Regions from separate parts of the Mus musculus genome. Here region 1 is linked to region 2. The links are chromatin loops, found by intact Hi-C in ENCODE. Cell type or tissue: gastrocnemius. All regions are shown on one strand. Each heading gives the region's core, and the rest is flanking DNA. Links, peaks and the distances in the headings are about the cores only. Region 1 overlaps Eya2 (EYA transcriptional coactivator and phosphatase 2). Region 2 has its middle 26 kb from the start of Slc2a10.

Region 1 (2,806 bases), core at 110-2,609, 75 kb after region 2:
CCTGTTTGGAGCGAGAGGCTGTTGACGCCTGCAACCTGGCTGGTCTGTAACCCTGCAGCTGGCTGTGCCCAGGTGCAGTCACACTATGATGACCTCAGTGTTACTACTGGGACTATGCAGCCCACGGAGCCTGACACACTGGCTGTGGCCCTTGAGAACAAAATGTGTTGACCCCTGACCCATTGCAGTATGGCAGGATAAAGTTCATTGACAAGAGGGTGTGTGTTGAGTATTTCATAAACCATTCCAAAGACGCGCCGTGTTTCTTGGAGCCTTTGTTCTTGTCCTTACCTTAGTGACACTTCCCTATCTAGGGTCAGAGAGACAGATAGACAAGAACAGGACTCCAGTGTCCTGGAATTGTATCTCTGTCGTGGTCCTGATGATCCTGGGGTAGACAGAAGGTATTGCTGTGACTCCTAGACCTTTCTCCAGAGCTTCCTCCAGCTCCCACAGCAGATGAAGGAGAAGAGATAAAAGCAATGCTGCAGATGCTCATCCCGAGGAGCCCAGCTCAGCAAGTGTGGGGTGCCAGCTTCTGTGCCCCAAAGTGAACTTGGCATCCGTGGGATACGCCCTGACAATTGCTCGATGCTCCTCTAGAAAATGGCATGGGGGGGTGGGGAGGGGGAGAATCAGTTTTCCCTAAATGGGAGCCTTGCTGGTCATATATGTGTGTGTGTGATATTAATTAGATTAATATATTAATATGATATAGGATAAATATAATATAATAAGATTTAATAATATAATTAATATAAATATATATTCTTAAGTACAGTGGAGATTGGGAGCAGAAACTATGGGCTGGTGGAGTTGATGTCACCACACATCATTTACCCACCTGTCAGTGTCCCCAATTGCACAACAGGGATTATAAAGCGCCTTTCTGTAGAGATTAAGTTAATATGACAAAGTGTTTGTACCAGCAGTGGGTGGAGCTCGAACGATGACCAGAGCTAATCCTGCTATGATCATGAATCGAAAGCTGTGTGTCCTGAGGTTGATGACTTAGCTCATTGTTCCTCAGTTTCCTACTCTGTAAAACGGGGCAGGATACTGTTAATGAGGATCTTGGCCATCAGCTGTGGTGAAAATGTAAAGATGTCACTGGCAAGAGGCTCTCGGCTTTGTGGTCCTGCTCATTTAATAAGCCAGCTGTAAGGATGACAGGGCGTTGCACTGGAGGCCAGCAGGGTGCCTGGCAACAGCGGATCTGTGTGGTGAGAGCGTGGGCTGTGGTTGAGAGCACAGGCCCCAGACTCAGACAGAGCTGGTGTGAATCTTGGCCACTGGCGGTGCCCTTGCCCTGCCACCTCTGGGCACAGTTGCTGTTCCTGAAAAGACTGAGCATGTTAAATGAGGTGGCACACATTCACAGGGCGTTTGGCACATAGTAAGCACTCAATAAATGGTAGCTTGTATCATTATCACCCTGACTGCACGCTGCACCCGCACCCCCAAGAAAGCACAGGTCACGGATAAAGCTTAATTTGAAAATAAAAGAACACATTTTTAAACTGCCAAATAGACTTAAAATAATATTCATTAAACAAAATTAAAATATTCTATTAAAGCCAGACTTTGGGCTCAGACCAAATTTTTATAACCCGAGCTTAAAGGCCAGGGAGTCCTCTCGCCACAATGGGGACATTGTGACTGAGCCCAAGACTTCAACACAGCTATTGAATGTCTTTGAAATGTATGTTTTCCCATTTAAATGAAAGGGAAGTCACAAGAAGAAGAAGAAGAAAAAAAGAGGTTCTTGCTCTATTTAACAAACCAGTAAGGAGCTGAAAAAGAAAACAAAAGATGTTCTCCTAATGCCAAAGACACATGGCGGCTCCCTGGGGCTTACTGGCCAGCTAGTGCCACCGCACCAGCCCTCTGTGGTTCCACCTCAGAGTGATCCAGACTTCATCACCTCCCTGAGTTAACTGAATCTCAGCCACGTTCTTCCACAGACTTTACAGACAGTGGAGTGAATACGTTGTTGACAGTCAAGACCTGAGAGCCCGACTGCCTCTTTTCAAAGCCTAGTTCTGCCTCAGTTTCCCCTCTCATAATGCTGATAACCTACGGGTTCAGGGGGGCTGTTGTAGGAAAGCGTCAGAGGTTTTCTCTTTTGTTTTCCTTGGAGCATGAAGCATCCCTGGGCTTTGGAATGTTGAAGAATGAAATCTCGAGGGAATTAGAGGTTGAGGTCATCTGGATATTCAGAGAAGGGCTGGGCGAGTTGTAGATTTAAAACCTCACCAAGTTTTCATGTGCCGTACATTTACACAAAGTTTGATCCTCTCCCCCAAAGTCTTTATGGTAGGGGGCTGGAGAGATGGCTCAGGGGTTGAGGGCACTGGCTGCTCTTCCAGAGGACCTGGGTTTGGTCCCCAACTCCCACCTGGAGACTCACAACTGCCTGTCTCTCTGATTCCAGGTCAGGCACCCTCTTCTGGCCCCTGTGGATACTGTAAGCACATGGTGTATTTACAAGTAAATGCTCTTACATGGAAAACAACAACAACAAAAACCCAGCAACAACAAAAAATAACCAACCAAAACAACCCCTTGTTTGTCTGTGCCACAATTGGAGACACTCATGGAAGGTTTTTGTTGTTTTTGTTTTTGATTTTTTTAGTTAAACCAGCCAGGGTTTCTGTGGCATTTAAGAACCAATACATTTTTCTTAGAAAAAAAATTGTTTCTTTGGGACCAGGCATGTGGCACACACATCTGATCCCAGCACTTGTGAGGCAGAGGTAGGTGGGTCTCTGTGAGTTCCAGGACAGCTAGAGCTACACAGAGAACC
Region 2 (2,806 bases), core at 160-2,659:
TCTACTCTGTGCCTGCCTGCGAGGCCCTGGAGACTAAGCTGTGCTCTAATCCTTTTCTAAACACAAATGCAGGAAGCCCAGTGGCCAGGGAGTGGGGCAGGTGTTAGTTTTTTCAGCTGTCTCTGACCCCTTTGGGGGATGCCAGAGCCCTGCTCTGCTGAGGTCACCCCATCCCACCCTCACCTGCATGCGTTTACCACAATCTCATCTCCTCTTTTCCTCTTCCACAAAGCCTCTGGCCCTTTCTGTTCTTATTTTTCTATGTTAATTGGAGACTGGTCCCCTTGCTGGGGGGGGGGGGGGGGCAGAGACAATGCCAACCACAACAGACTCAGCAGGCCAGTGAAAGGAGTTCCCCAGAGATCCTTCACAGTGGGACCCTCCAGCAGGAGGAATGCTGGGGGGGGGTGCTCTGTGAAGGCAGTGGTGGCATGGGTGGGGTGTAAGTAGGAGAGAGAAACTCAGGGTCCCTCTTAGGGTTCTATTGCTGTGATAAAACACCATGACCAATAGGCTTATTTCACTCACAGTTCCATAGAATACTTCATCATTAAGAACAGAGAGGTCAGGAACTCATTCAGGGCAGAAACCTGCAAGCAGGAGCTGATGCAGAGGCCACGGAGGGGTACTGCATACTGGCTTATTCCTCATGGCTTGCTCAACCTGCTTTCTTATGGAACCCAGGACCACCAGGTCAGGAGAGCCCCTCCCCACAGACCATCGGCTGAGCCCTTCCCCACCAATCACTGAAACTATAGGTTGCAACCGCATTTGGGGTCGAAGGACCCTTTCACAGGGGTCACCAAAGACCCATCAGAAAACACGGATATTTTCGTTACAATTCATGACAGTAGCAAAGTCACACCTATGAAGTATCAACGAAAGTAACTTGATGGTTGGGGTCAGGTTTGCCCCTGACAGGCACACAGGATGAAGAACACTTCCCACAATGTCACTGGTGCTCAGATGAGAACCCCTGCCTAACGTTGCCTTGTATGGTGAGAGCCTGAGACACAAAGCAGGTAGGTGGCATATCTGAAGACATGCAGCCCCAAGGAGCCATGTTGACTGGGATTTACCCAGGTATCTCCTGGCTCCTAAGATGGGAATGGAGTTTCTGGGGCATATACTTAGGGGCTTCAACAGAGTGTAAGAAGAATAAGGGTGATGTGAAGTATTTGGGGGTGAAGATCTGTCATGGTCCCTCTTGTAGTCTGCTTCTGGTGGAAGGAAACCTGCTCCCCTGCCTCTGTTCCCCACCAGGCAAACGCTGTACTGCAGTTCTACAGCATGACCAGCAGAGGGCGCAAGTGCACCTTTGTGTTTCCTCGTTACAGCTTTTCCTTAAAAGGGAACAGGGCACCTTCAAGAAAATGAGGAAAACATGCAAAAGCAGAAAGAAAGAAAAAATTCATCTTGCAAGGAGCCGGGCGGTAGTGGTGCACGCCTTTAATTCCAGCACTCGGGAGGCAGGTGGATCTCTGATTCGAGGCCAGCCTGGTCTACAGAGTGAGTTCCAAGACAGCCTGTACTACACAGAGAAACCCTATTTCGAAAACCCAACAAAACAAACAAACGAAAACAAAGAAATCCCTAAAAATATTGGCTTCCGAGGGTTGTTCAGCAGAGGAGCAGTGTATGCTTTGTCCTGTCCTTTCTGGAGTTGAATCTGTTGACAATAGTTTCTTGACACAGGTGTAACCTCCCGGTACACACACTATACAGCCTAGGTTTGTCACATCATAACTTTGCCTGTGAGCCACAAGCCCTTCATATAGCACCTAATGATGGCTGTAAAGTGGGGTGTACCTCATCAGCCCACAGGAGTTAACTTGGCTGTGCCCACTGTGGAGATCTGACAAACTCGGAGGTAAGGTCTTTGCCTCAGCTGCCAGGACAGACCAGACCATCACTGACTTTACCCAGGATGGCGTTTCTGAGAGAACCCCCCGGGAGAGCTCCTCAGAGGAGGAGAAGGTGGAGACCAGAGGGGCACCAGCAAGGAGTCTGGGGAGGTCCAGTCAGGAAGGCCCCTGGACTGCTTTGCGGGAAGACCCTGCTGGGGTTGAGAGGAGACAGAGGGAGAGAGGCAGGAAGGTCTGAGACACCTGCTCCCTTCTCTGCTTCTGGGCAGATGTGCCATGGATGGGGAGAACTCAGCAGGATGGCAAGGCCCACCCCACCCCCGACGGCAGCCTGTGAGGAAGGGACAGGGCTGCTGACAACCTGGGCTTCTAACAGGGAGGATGGTCTGGTGGGAACAGGCAGAGCTGGGCGGGGCACCTTTATAACTCGTTACTTGTTTACTCCTTCATGTTGCAAAAGTAATTCCTGGCTGCGGTAGAAACATTTATACTATACAGTCAAGAACAAGGAAGGGAGCCGACAGGGGAGGAAGCGGGAGAGCAGACACACCTTCCAACCAGAGGCCTCAGAAGTGTTTCAAGTCGGTCAGTCAGTCTGCCTATCTATCTATCTATCTATCTATCTATCTATCTATCTATCTATCTATCTATCTATCTATCTATCTCTATCTTCTATCTATCCATCCATCCTCCCACCCACCCACCAACCCACCTATAACCCACCTATCTACCTACCTACCTACCCATCTGCAATCACACGTGTCTGTGGCCATCACAGGACGCCTTGTAGGAGTCAGTGTCCTCCTACCATGTGGATACTGGCATCGAACTCAGGTCACTGGGCTTGCCAGCAAGTGTCTTTGCTCATGGGACTATCTCATTGGCTCCTCCAGTATCATTTAAAGCATTCCCTTTTGGTAAGCTCTTTAACAGGGTGTGTG

Evidence for each region. A loop is a pair of places that touch in the nucleus more often than their neighbours do. Peaks named below come from ENCODE experiments on the same cell type or tissue, not always from the same donor. Only the 100,000 strongest peaks of a DNase experiment are listed, where the experiment ranks them.
Region 1: it touches region 2 in a loop (2.1-fold over the local background); 4 of 42 quality-filtered maps call a loop at or near these places.

The regions. Positions count from the first base shown.
Region 1 is chr2:165,602,720-165,605,525 of GRCm38, forward strand. The region is part of intron 1 of Eya2 (EYA transcriptional coactivator and phosphatase 2); the gene reads left to right. Among named protein-coding and RNA genes, the nearest start is that of Eya2, 9.1 kb to the left of the region's middle. In gastrocnemius, for the core only: no CTCF peak of the experiment used is centred there; a DNase peak (open chromatin) is centred at 1,227; H3K27ac peaks cover 1,508 bases.
Region 2 is chr2:165,528,017-165,530,822 of GRCm38, forward strand. No RefSeq gene overlaps it. Among named protein-coding and RNA genes, the nearest start is that of Slc2a10, 26 kb to the left of the region's middle. In gastrocnemius, for the core only: a CTCF peak has its summit at 1,281 (motif pointing right); a DNase peak (open chromatin) is centred at 1,310.